Linked DNA regions of Homo sapiens: all the other regions are linked to region 2. The links are chromatin contacts, found by Hi-C in ENCODE. All regions are on one chromosome and are shown on one strand. The core of a region is the stretch at or near the end of the contact, and the rest is flanking DNA. Distances in the headings are between cores, read along the strand shown. Region 1 holds the start of RIGI (RNA sensor RIG-I). Region 2 has its middle 34 kb from the start of LINC01243. Region 3 holds the start of TOPORS (TOP1 binding arginine/serine rich protein, E3 ubiquitin ligase).

Region 1 (3,648 bases), core at 225-2,724, 1.2 Mb after region 2:
CCTCCTGAGTAGCTGGGACTACAGGAGTGCACCACTACGCCTGGCTAATTTTGTATTTTTCGGTAGAGACGGGGTTTCACCATATTGGCCAAGCTGGTCTCGAACTCCTGACCTTGTGATCCACCCGCCTAGGCCTCCCAAAGTGCTGGCTGCAGGGAGCCGAAGGCCCTTGGGATGTGACCAACTCAGCATTCCGCTGGAGGCTATATGATCAAACAGCAAACTGTTTATCATGAATGCAGCACCTGGGCAAACTCACACTGCCTTGCCACCAAATGGTTTGCTGAGCGCCTCACTCCCTGGCGCCAGGCTCCTTGAAATTATTTATTGAGAAATCTAGCACCTATTGTTCAAAGAATGCAGTCTTGCAAGCCTGCTGTGAATCAAGCAGCCAGCCAACAAGCACCTCCCCTTCTCGCTATCTCTTTTGCCTAATAAGAAGGGCTGTGTAAAGCTCAGGGCCCTTGTCCACTAGAGGCAAGGTGCCCCCTGACCCCTTCTTCCAGATATACTCTTTTGTCTCTTGTCTTTTATTCCCGCGTTCGCCCCTCTTTGTTCAGTCCCCTAGGTCCGTGCGGGTTACATAGTGGCACCCCGAACAGCAACAGCATCGGGTGCTCTACAGCTGGGATTACAGCGTGAGGGACCACGCCCGGCCTCATCGATATCTTTTAAGTACCACCTCCTTTCACCTCTTTCCCAGAAGCCTCTGCTCATCTCCAGCACAAAGTAATTCGATACAAATTTACAAAATGGTCATTACCCAGGATCACCTGTCTCCGAAGTTAGATGGAAACACCTGTATTAAAGCCTAAAGCTATTCGGTCTGGAAAAGTCCGGCTCCTCTCCAGCTTCCACTTCTTTAGGCGTGCAAATAAGATTCGGCAGAGTAAGCATCAACTTCCTTTAAGCTCAGACCGCACTTTGTGCTCAGTACTGTAATTATCTGCCCTTTGTGTCCCATCCCTTGGACTGTAATGTATACTAAGGAAGAGCCCTTATCTTATTTCTCAATCTCTGTCAGTACCCAGCCAAGCACACAGTAGACTTTAATATTAGTGAAAATAAATGAAACAAAATTTCTTCCCCAGCTTTGAACCTAAATAGATGAGCACCCTTAAGCAAGTCACTTCACCTCGCTGGAACTCAGTTTCCCCACCTAGGCCTCCGAGGGCTCCTCAAACTCTGGCAACCTCTAGCCTAAAATGCTGCGGAGATCTTACCACAAACCTGGGGAGTCTGGCAGGCTCTCTGCATTGATTAAAAGAAGGGAACGAAGCAAGAGAAAAACAAGTCCTCAATTGTTTTCCGCCGAGAAGGCGCCGCTGGAGACACTCACCCTCCCTAAACCAGGGGGCCATGTAGCTCAGGATGTAGGTAGGGTCCAGGGTCTTCCGGATATAATCCTGGAAGGCTTGCAGGCTGCGTCGCTGCTCGGTGGTCATGCCGGCCTCTGCTTGCAGCTAGCTACGTTCCCCGCAGGCTGTGCCTCACTAGCTTTAAAGCCGGGTAGGAGGAGGGCGTGGCGAGCGGGGAAAGCAGGGATTTTCCGAGGAAATGAGGCCGGACGCGAGGCGGAGCTGCATAGGAACTTTAATAACTAAAGGGAAAATCGAAAGTGCAACTAGCGGCGGGCGGGGTTCGCGGAGGCTGTTTTGCCTCGGGCTAGTTTCGTTTCCCTCCGCACCGAGGAAGCCCGGGAACGGAGAGGACCCCTAGGAATTGCTTTTATTTTTATGATCTTATATTTTGTTTTGCTTTTATAGCGCTAACGTTTAGACACAGTAAAATGCACACAATCTGAGTGTGCAATTCGATGAGTTTTGTAAAGTGTACACCTGTGTACCCAGTTCTCCCACGTCGGCTGGGTGCCAGGGTAAGTCTATGTTTAGCTTTATAGGAAACCGCCACCTGTTGTCCAAAATGACTGATTACATCCAGTTTACATTCCCACCCGCAGTAGGAGAGCTCCAGTAGATAGACACATTGGTCAGCCTTTCTTTTTTTTTTTTAATTTTAACTTCCATCTTGGTCGGTGTGAAATGGTATATTATTGTGGTTTTAATTTTAATTTCCCATATAATTAATGGTGGGCACATTTGCATGTGCTTACTGGGTCATTCATATATCTTTTGTGAAGCATCTGCTCCAATCTTTTGCCTGACTTTGGAGTTTTTTGGTTTATGGATTTACAGGAGTTATTTATTCAGGATACAAAATTGTTAAATATATGTATTCGAAATATCTTCTTCCAGTCTGTGGCTTACCATTTCATTTTCTTAAAGGTGTCTTTTGAGGAGCAGACACTTATATTGATGCAATTTTCAGGTTTTTCTTCTGTTTGTTGTTTTTTGTGTCCTCTTTAATAAATCTTTGCCTACCCCAAGGTCATGAAAATATTGTTTCCTTTTAGATTTATATTTTTAGCCTTTACTTCTGGGTCTATTACTATCTCAAAATAATTTTGTTGTGGCGTGAGATGGGGGGTCCAGGTTCACTTTTTCCATATTTCTAATTGTTTCAGCACCGTTTGTTGAAAACTTTTCCTTTTGGCATTGGATAGCCTTGGGACCTTTGTAAAAAAACCAAGTCCATTGAATGTATATGTGTCTATTTCTGACTCTTGTTATATTCTACTTCCTACTACTTTGACAATACCATTGTCTCTAGGTTACTTTAGATTTCAACTAAGTCTCAAAATCAAGTACTACTAAGTTCTCCAAATTTGTTTTTCACTGTGAAGATATTAGCTATTTGAGATTCTTTGCATTCCTTTTTTTTTTTTTTTTTTAATTTCTTTTTTGAGACAAGGTCTCACTCTGTCTCCCAGGCTGGAGTGCAGTGGTGCAAACAGGGGTCACTGCAACCTTGAATCCCTGTGCATTTCCATATGAAATAAGAATCAACTTGTCAATTACCCCTTCCTTCCCCCAAAAAAAGTTTATGGGGATTTTGATCAAGATTGCATTGAACCTACAGATAAACTTGGGGAGAAGTGACATCTTAACAATATTGAGTCTTCTAATCCATAAGCATGGTATGCCTTTTCATTTACTTAGGTCTATAATTTCTCTCAGCAGTATTTTAGTTTTGTTTCATTTTATTTTACAGACGGAGTCTCACTATGTTGCCCAAGCTGGAGTGCAGTGGCTATTCACAGGCACAATTATAGTGTGCTACAGCCTTGAACTCTTGGGCTCAAGGGATCCACCTGGACTCAAGCAATCCTCCTACCTCAGCCATCCAGAGTAGCTGGGACTACAGGCACGGGCCATCACACCTGGCTATTCTGAACTATTTTATGTTATTTGATGCTACTGTCAATGGAATTGTTTTTAAGATTTCATTTTCAAATTGTCTGTTGCTACGGTATAGAAATACAAATGATTGGCTGGGTGTGGTGGCTCACACCTGTAATCCCAGCACTTTGGGAGGCTGAGGTGGGTGGATCACCTGAGGTCAGGAGTTCGAGACCAGCCTGGCCAACATGGTGAAACCTCATCTCTACTAAAAATACAAAAAATAGCCGGGCGTGGTGGTGGGCGCCTGTAATCCCATCTACTCGGGAGGCTGAGGCAGGAGAATCGCTTGAACCCAGGAAGCGGAGGGTGTGGTGAGCCGAGATTGCACCACTGCACTCCAGCCTGG
Region 2 (3,441 bases), core at 664-3,163:
GTTTTTTAAAGTTATTTTTCTCAAAGAATTTGCCTATTTTATTTAAGTTATATTATAGACATAAAGTTTCTCATAATATTCTCTTCCTGTTTAAAATATTTTATAATTCATAATAATCCCCTGTTCTCAATCATCTTGTTAGAAATTTTTTTCTCTCTTTTTTTGTTCCTTCTTGCTTTAACCTATTTAGTGAAACAAAATTTGGCTTGTTTCAATGTCCTTTGTGTTAATCCATTTTCTATTTTACTGATTGCTGTTACTTTAGTTATTATATTCATCTTTCTACTTTATTTGCATGTAGTTTGCTCAACTTTTTCTGGAAATCTATGCTTATACTTAAGTGGTTCACTTGTAAACTGCCTATATTTAAGCCTCTTTTTATAAAATCTGACAGTTTTTCTAATGTAATTGGAGTGGTTAGACCATTTATATTTAATATAGTTACCGATGAGGTTGTTTTAAAATATACAAGCTATTGCTATTTCCTTCTGTTTTTTCTTTTTACATTTTTGTCTCTTTTGAGGAACTCAAGTAATTTTTTATTTTGTCAGCACTATTGCATTTCACTTTTCCTATTTTAATGTTTACTTAGCACTTTAAAATACATATGGCTAACTTGAGCTCAGTTTGAATTAATATTTTAATAATCTGTTAACAAGAATAACAATCTTTTGTTATTATTGATATATAAATAAATACCATATTTTATTCTACTTAAGCCATACATCCAAAATTACACAGATCTTTTAATGTTTTATTATAGACTTTTATCTTTATCTATATTAATCTATCATTCTCATACTTTCCTGCAGATTTGTGCTTCTTCCTGAAAACATTTTTCCTTTACCTGAAGAGTAAATTTTGTTTTTTCTATTGTGGGTATGCTGGAGACAAATTTTTTTCAGCTTTCATTTTTCCAGTTATCTATTTATTTTACTTTCATTTATGAAGGATATTTCACTAGATTAAAAACTATTGACTAGATTTTCTTTTCCTTTTTGCTCTTTAAAAATGACATTTTATTGCCTTCTGGTCATCTGGGTTTCATTATCAGTGATGACAATATTTAAGTTTTTAAAAGCATTTTTATGAAGCCTTTATGATATGCTTTGGGTTGGTGCATATGTGTATTTGTGTTGTATTAATCCTGTTTGGGGTTTAATGAGCTTACTGAAATTCATATTAAAGGTTTTACAAATTTAGGAGATTCTTTCATATTGTATCTTCAAAATTTTCTGTGTCTTAATTATCTTTCTGTGTTATTCTCAGTCTCCTAACATGGAAAAATATTTGACATTACCTCAGAAGACTGATACTCTGTTTTAATTTTTTCTTTTATTTATAAATTAATCTATGCTCACTCTATACTTTGTATAGTTTTATTAATGTATCTTAAATTCTCTAAGCCATTTTTTCTTCTGTGACAAGTCTGCTGTTACCCTATCCAAGCAACACTATTTAAGATTTTAAAAAATTCTTAGTTGAAGAAAATACATTTGGTTCTTTTATAAAATTATAAAATTTCTGTGAAAATAATAATCTCCTATTCTCAGCCATCTGTTAAAATGACCAATACTTTCATTGATTTTGTCCACTTTTCTCTCTGATTTTTCTCTTATTTGTAATCATTTTTATAAAGTGTTTTTTCTAACACTTAGGTTGTTTGTTGTTCTGTTCCCATTTTCTTATTTAACTGTTGAATATGAATATTAATTTTACGGTTTTCTGCCCCTTATGTAAATGTTTTTTGTATACCAAATATTGTGTTCAAAAAAAATTGTAATTTGACCAAATACTATTATATTTTTCTCTTTTGATATACATTTACACGCAGGGGACAATACTTTAATCCTTTCAGGGCTGAGCTGAGTTGTTTGGCCTGTTTGTTTTTGCTGCTGAGTGAGTTTCAGTTTCCTTTTAGCTTCCTGTTCTTAAGAATAACATGTGGTTCCGTACATCTAGCAGGATGTTGTGATATAAGTACAGCAGGACTTCAAAGACTTATTTCTGTTTTTCAATCCATCCTCCAGCCTTCAATTCTATTATGCTTTCAGAAAATGTCCTGTAAAAAAGAACTGGCAGGCAGGAAAAACTTAGCTGTATATTTGGGATCCCACATACTCGAATCTATCACATCAGTTCAAATGGTTGCTATCCATTCCGCTGGTTTCTCCTTATCCCATAACAGTCCCTTTAAGTTTGGCAGGCTTGATCCTCTACCCACCCGTGGCCGAGGTTTAACATATGCCTGAGAGAAGGAAGAGATCACTGGTTTCTGTTTTTCTAGAAACTTCTGGTATTTCTCTGGAACATAATCATTAAGAGTCTTTTGAATCACCAGCACTTTTTGCCTTTAAAAACATAGGACTTTTAATTTATCTAGGAAACAATTTCCAAAAAATGGAAACAATTTTTTCTTACGAATTCTACATTCTAGCTAGAGCAGAATATCTGGAGACAAAGAGCTTTAGTTCAGTATAATAGTGATGACTGTTAATGTTTATTGAATACTGCTGGATGTAAAGTTTGACACTAATCACTTTAAATACGGTATCTCACTTAATACTAGAATGTATTTAGTTATCTCATTTTAAATCAAGGAAAAAAGAATCGTAGATGTTAGTATTTTTCTAAATATCAAATGTTGAAAAAGTGTGCCACAATGAGCTTTGAATTCGGATGTAATTTCCTCAAGAGATGACATATTATGTTGGCTTTGCTTGATGTAGACAACATATAGCATAGTGACTTCAATTTGGAACCTACTAAAAAACCTTATGGGGAGAAGATAGTACTACAAAGGCTTGGAGAGGGACAGCTGTTGGTTAGTATTCATGTAAACACACATACACTGCCTCCTGGCACACCTGAGATGGGAGAGCCAACTGTCTTAAAGTTTCAGTGATGCTGAAAGCATTCTCAATGTTCTGATGAGAATAATATCCACTGAATCAGAAATCAAAGAAATCAACCTCACATGCTATAAGCTTTTATCCCCTACAGCTAGACAGGTCAGAGACAGACCAGTGATGGTCAAAAGATGCTGAAAATTAACAATTGATTCTAAGCATTCTACAGATGATTACTAATTTGTGAGTGTTAAAGAAGTATACTGATTTACCTTTTAGAGGTCAGTATTGAAAGTGTGGAAAAAACCTTCCACAGGATCTAAAGATTACAGCAACAATTGAGAGGCACTTTGAAATTTGTCAAAATGGGAGAGGATATAAGCATTTAGTTTGGTAAAATAGATTCAATCCAAACAACTGTGCTATCATTATCAGCATGAAACAATGTAATAATCTGAATAAGAAGGCTCTGTTTTAAAAAACAGTTGCTAAAGTGTTATGATAACCTCAGAAATATCCCAAGAGGAATGAAACTCTAAACAGAAAACAGGAATTCAAATATTTTTCTCTGAATCGATATTTTATAGTGGGA
Region 3 (3,857 bases), core at 983-3,482, 1.2 Mb after region 2:
CTAAGATAAGCACCATGAGCATTACATAACCACAACGAACTTAAATATTGTTATTCCCATTTTACAGACAGGCTCAGGGATTTAAGGGACCTAGGCAAGGTCACATATCCTGTAAGTGGTGACGCCACGATTCAGTCTCATTGCTTTTTTGCTTTTCCCTGAGACCAAGCTCTTTCCAGTACACGGCCAGGCTCGCGCCCCTCGGGAGCGCTTGTGGGAAGCGCAACCCTCGCCTGCCCGCACCAATCCACAGGTGCGCGCAGGAGCCGCTCGGGGGCCCTGGCCCTGGCCCGCCGAGGCCCGGACAGCCCCGCAGGCCATGACCGCAACCCTCGGGTCCCGAGGCGCCGCTCCAGGCGGGAGCGCCAACTCCCACGGCCCTTCCGACCCCCGCGTCCCATTGTTCCGAATCTCACTCACCTCGGAGGATGCCGGCGCAGGCCTGGCTGGGGCGCTCGCCGCGAGCTCCCGGCAGCCCAGAAAGCTAGGTCGGTGTCGGCAGGATCCGCGAAGGCGTACCCGGCGACTTCTCCGCCTACCCTCCGAAGCGGGAGCAGGCGGGGGCGCTTCACCCTCCTCGCGAGACAGCGGAGACCCCAGCGGCGGCTGCGACCCCTGTGACGCAAAGGGCTCATCACCAATGGCAGCTCGGAAGCAGGGCAGAGAGCGAGACCCACCCCCCAGCTCCCGCGCATCAAAACACAACACCCGCCTTCCTCACGCATGCGCAGCAGATGGACGCCGGCCTCGGGGGCGGGGCTCAGCGCACCGGCCCAAATGCGGCCCCTCCCCCGCCGCTCCAGACCCCGGAGGAGGGCAGCGCGACCCTCCCCATCTTGTTACTGGTACTCAGCCACTGGGGACACTGACTGAATGTTCGCCCCTAACTTACCCGGAAAACACGAGAACTAGTTCGATGTCGTTTCAACCTTACCAAACTCTGCGGAAACTTAGGAAATTATCTTTAGTGTCTAGATAGGGGAATTGTTAGATGGACTTGAAGTCTCTCACCTCCTGTTGTACGCCTCCCGGAAGCAACACCAGGAGTCCAACGGGATCCCAAACCAGAGCCCAACCAGTATCCTATAAAGTCTTCAGAGAGGGATCCCCTCCAGGCTGGGGAGAAACAGGACAACCTAACAAAACAGGGCCTGGACTCCTCCCTAAACAGACCACGTTTTTCTCCGCTCTTCCCCTTCCCACTCCCTGAAATCTAGACTAAAACTCTTTTAAGATAACTGCGAGGTATAAAGAACGTCTAGAGCCTAAGCGGCCCGTTGCCAGATTCTACTCCTCAGGCCTCAAATGTGAGCGCCCCAAACATTCTAGAGCTGAACCTGGTACGCTCGCCCACCAAACTGCCGTGCTCGGGGCTTAGTATCTCACGCGCGGCAGTTCAAGAACATCAGACACGCTCAACAAACACTTGTTGCTTGACTGATACATTATGGCGGGTAACGCGTCCCACGTATTTCTTCTTAGAGATATACATTACGCTATACGTTTCTGAAGAATGGCTCGATTTACAGGGGTTCCCACAACGATTTGTCACATATAAAAGAGTGGGTGGTATTTTTACGTCAAAGATGAACAGGCGAACGTCCATCTAAATCGTGTGGTATCAGATGCGGGGAGGCGTGGGGGAGGGAGCGGGGGAGAAAGCGTTAATTCTTCCAGCTTTAGAGCCAGACGTAATATTTAAAACGTGGATTGTTTTTCAAATTAACTTTTAAATGGACACGACAGCACCTTATCCTGCATTAATATTGCATTGCAACTAGAAAGAAAACCAGTGGAGGTACGCCTATCTCCTTAGTTGGCAAAAAAAAAAAAAAAAAAGCAATTTTTAACATTTTCTCGTTTATTCCCCTCTCTAAAAGGCGGGCAAGGCCCCCGATCACGTGATACCGCCCCCCAACTCCGGGCGGAAGAGGCCAGCGACAGCGCTGCACGAAGCGAGTGGGCGGGCGCTCGTGCCCGGCTAAAAGATGGCTGCTGGCGCCTGGCAGCCACCGCCTGGGAGGTTACTGTAAGGCCCGCAGCTCCCGCCAGCTCCCGCGGACTGCTGCCGCCTCCTTACCATGAAGCCAGTAAGTCGTCGCACGCTGGACTGGATTTATTCAGTGGTAAGTCCCGGGGATCGCGGGCCCCCACCGTGTCGACTCACTGGGCCCGCAGGCGGAAAGGCCCTATTTCTTCAGCACCCAGAAACTCCAAAATCCATTCCTGAATTAAGCATTTCACTCCCTCACCTCGACTCCGCCTCTTCCTGGAGGATACGATCTTCCGCTTCTTACGTAAGGGCTGCTGGGTGTACCCGCCACTGGAACCCCATTTATTCGACTTTGTTACTTTAATTCCCACCTTAGCAATGGCAACGGTAACCTGACGGGGGCGAGGGGAAATATCAGGTAGATTTCACACCTCCTTTGCGATTTTTGGTTTAGTTGCTGCTTGCCATCGTTTTAATCTCCTGGGGCTGCATCATCTATGCTTCGATGGTGTCTGCAAGACGACAGCTAAGGAAGAAATACCCAGACAAAATCTTTGGGACGAATGAAAATTTGTAACTCTTCTGGATTTAATTATCTGAAAATACAGTTCTTTCCCTCATGCTTATGTAGATATAAAAATAAAATTCATAATGCAAAGTTCCCAAGTTTATTTTTGCATTATCCTTTATAACAAGCACTAGTATGCAAATTTTTCACTTAGAGATTTTAGTATTTTACATTCTCATGACAAAATTAACAGCAACCTAAATCTGACAGTCTTGAGTGTCAGATCATAGTTGGAATAAGCTTTTCAATCAAGTTTCTAAATTCTTCAAAAATGATTCGGAAAGCTTTTTTTTTTTTTGAGACGGAGTCTTGCTCTGTCGCCCAGGCTCAGTGGCACTATCTCGGCTTACTGCAAGCTCCGCCTTCTGGGTTCACACCAATCTCGTGCCTCAGCCTCCGCAGTAGCTGGGACTACAGGAGCCCGCCACCACGCCCGGCTAATTTTTTTGTATTTTTAGTAGGGACGGGGTTTCACTGTGTTAGCCATGATGGTCTCGATCTCCTGACTTCGTGATCTGCCCGCCTCGGCCTCCCAAAGTGCTGGGATTACAGGCATGAGCCACTGCGCCTGGCCGGAAAGATTTCCTTAAAACAAAAGTGCATGGAATTGCTGTTCTTACATTTGTTTATTGTGATATTTCACTGTTGCATACCCTGATACCAAATTAGTGTAAGTACTGTGTAAGAAAAAAACAAACAAACATGTAACTAAATACTTTTCCATACCGTTTTCCAAGTCAAGAATGACCAGAAAAAGTAGGTAGTCTCTCATATTTGTTTAGCATGTCCACTTTTTACTTATTGTTAAATTACTCAGTCTCAAATTGTACAATGCTTGAAAACAGATATGACAATTTCTGAGATTAAACTTTATTAAAGTTACTTTTCCAGAAAATTCAGTAAATATGGTAATATAGGAACAAACTTAGGCTCATAAGCCTTTTAACTTTTTACATAATCTTTAATGATGTTGATCAGGAAATTCTTTCATTGGTGGAATTACTTCTCCAGTCTCCAGAATTGTATCACCCTAGGAAAACAAAGATACAGTTAGTACAAAAATCTTAAGTCTACAGAGGTGATAGTTCTATTCTGTTCTATGTTCATCAGATCTCACATGGAAAATGTACTTGAGTTCTGGCATTCCCTTTAAAAGGACCCTAGACAAAGTAGAAGCTGACTAAATCTGAACAATCAGTATTCAAAATTTTAAGGTATAGTGAAATAATAGGGAAATTTTCACTCAGAAACAAAATAATCAAAAAGGGCACGAAAATTGTGTTCTCTAAGTGATAA

The links. Hi-C counts contacts between places; a loop is a spot of excess contacts on that map. Pooled maps may share reads with other maps.
Region 1: a loop to region 2 is called in a map of CD8-positive, alpha-beta T cell, with 4 times the contacts of the local background. The contact joins the promoter of RIGI here to the enhancer-like site in region 2. A Hi-C loop is called at or near these places in 1 of 168 maps with a recorded cell type or tissue (CD8-positive, alpha-beta T cell), 1 of 37 single-sample maps with no recorded cell type and 3 of 50 pooled maps.
Region 3: a map of CD8-positive, alpha-beta T cell shows a loop between it and region 2 (4-fold over the local background). The contact joins the promoter of TOPORS here to the enhancer-like site in region 2. A Hi-C loop is called at or near these places in 2 of 168 maps with a recorded cell type or tissue (CD8-positive, alpha-beta T cell and naive thymus-derived CD4-positive, alpha-beta T cell), 1 of 37 single-sample maps with no recorded cell type and 6 of 50 pooled maps.

What each region holds. Positions count from the first base shown.
Region 1 is chr9:32,524,722-32,528,369 of GRCh38, forward strand. It overlaps RIGI (RNA sensor RIG-I), which reads right to left and starts at 1,475. Exons shown (of 18, transcript NM_014314.4): 1 at 1,340-1,475. The coding sequence starts at 1,445. RefSeq lists an enhancer at 1,376-1,625.
Region 2 is chr9:31,345,323-31,348,763 of GRCh38, forward strand. No RefSeq gene overlaps it. Among named protein-coding and RNA genes, the nearest start is that of LINC01243, 34 kb to the right of the region's middle. RefSeq lists enhancers at 1,824-1,893, 1,924-1,983. Within about 2 kb of position 1,914, at least 7 of the 41 ENCODE cell types and tissues checked have a DNase peak (open chromatin) inside an H3K27ac peak, as active enhancers do; they include CD8-positive, alpha-beta T cell, where a contact is called at or near this core.
Region 3 is chr9:32,550,354-32,554,210 of GRCh38, forward strand. It overlaps TOPORS (TOP1 binding arginine/serine rich protein, E3 ubiquitin ligase), which reads right to left and starts at 2,233. Exons shown (of 3, transcript NM_005802.5): 1 at 2,081-2,233; 2 at 421-615. The coding sequence starts at 2,083. It overlaps SMIM27 (small integral membrane protein 27), which reads left to right and starts at 1,974. Exons shown (of 2, transcript NM_001387564.1): 1 at 1,974-2,126; 2 at 2,448-2,654. The coding sequence starts at 2,082. The coding sequence ends at 2,570. It overlaps NDUFB6 (NADH:ubiquinone oxidoreductase subunit B6), which reads right to left. Exons shown (of 4, transcript NM_002493.5): 4 at 2,648-3,591. The coding sequence ends at 3,523. RefSeq lists silencers at 234-293, 794-1,013 and enhancers at 1,293-2,007, 1,654-1,863, 1,874-2,203, 2,008-2,721.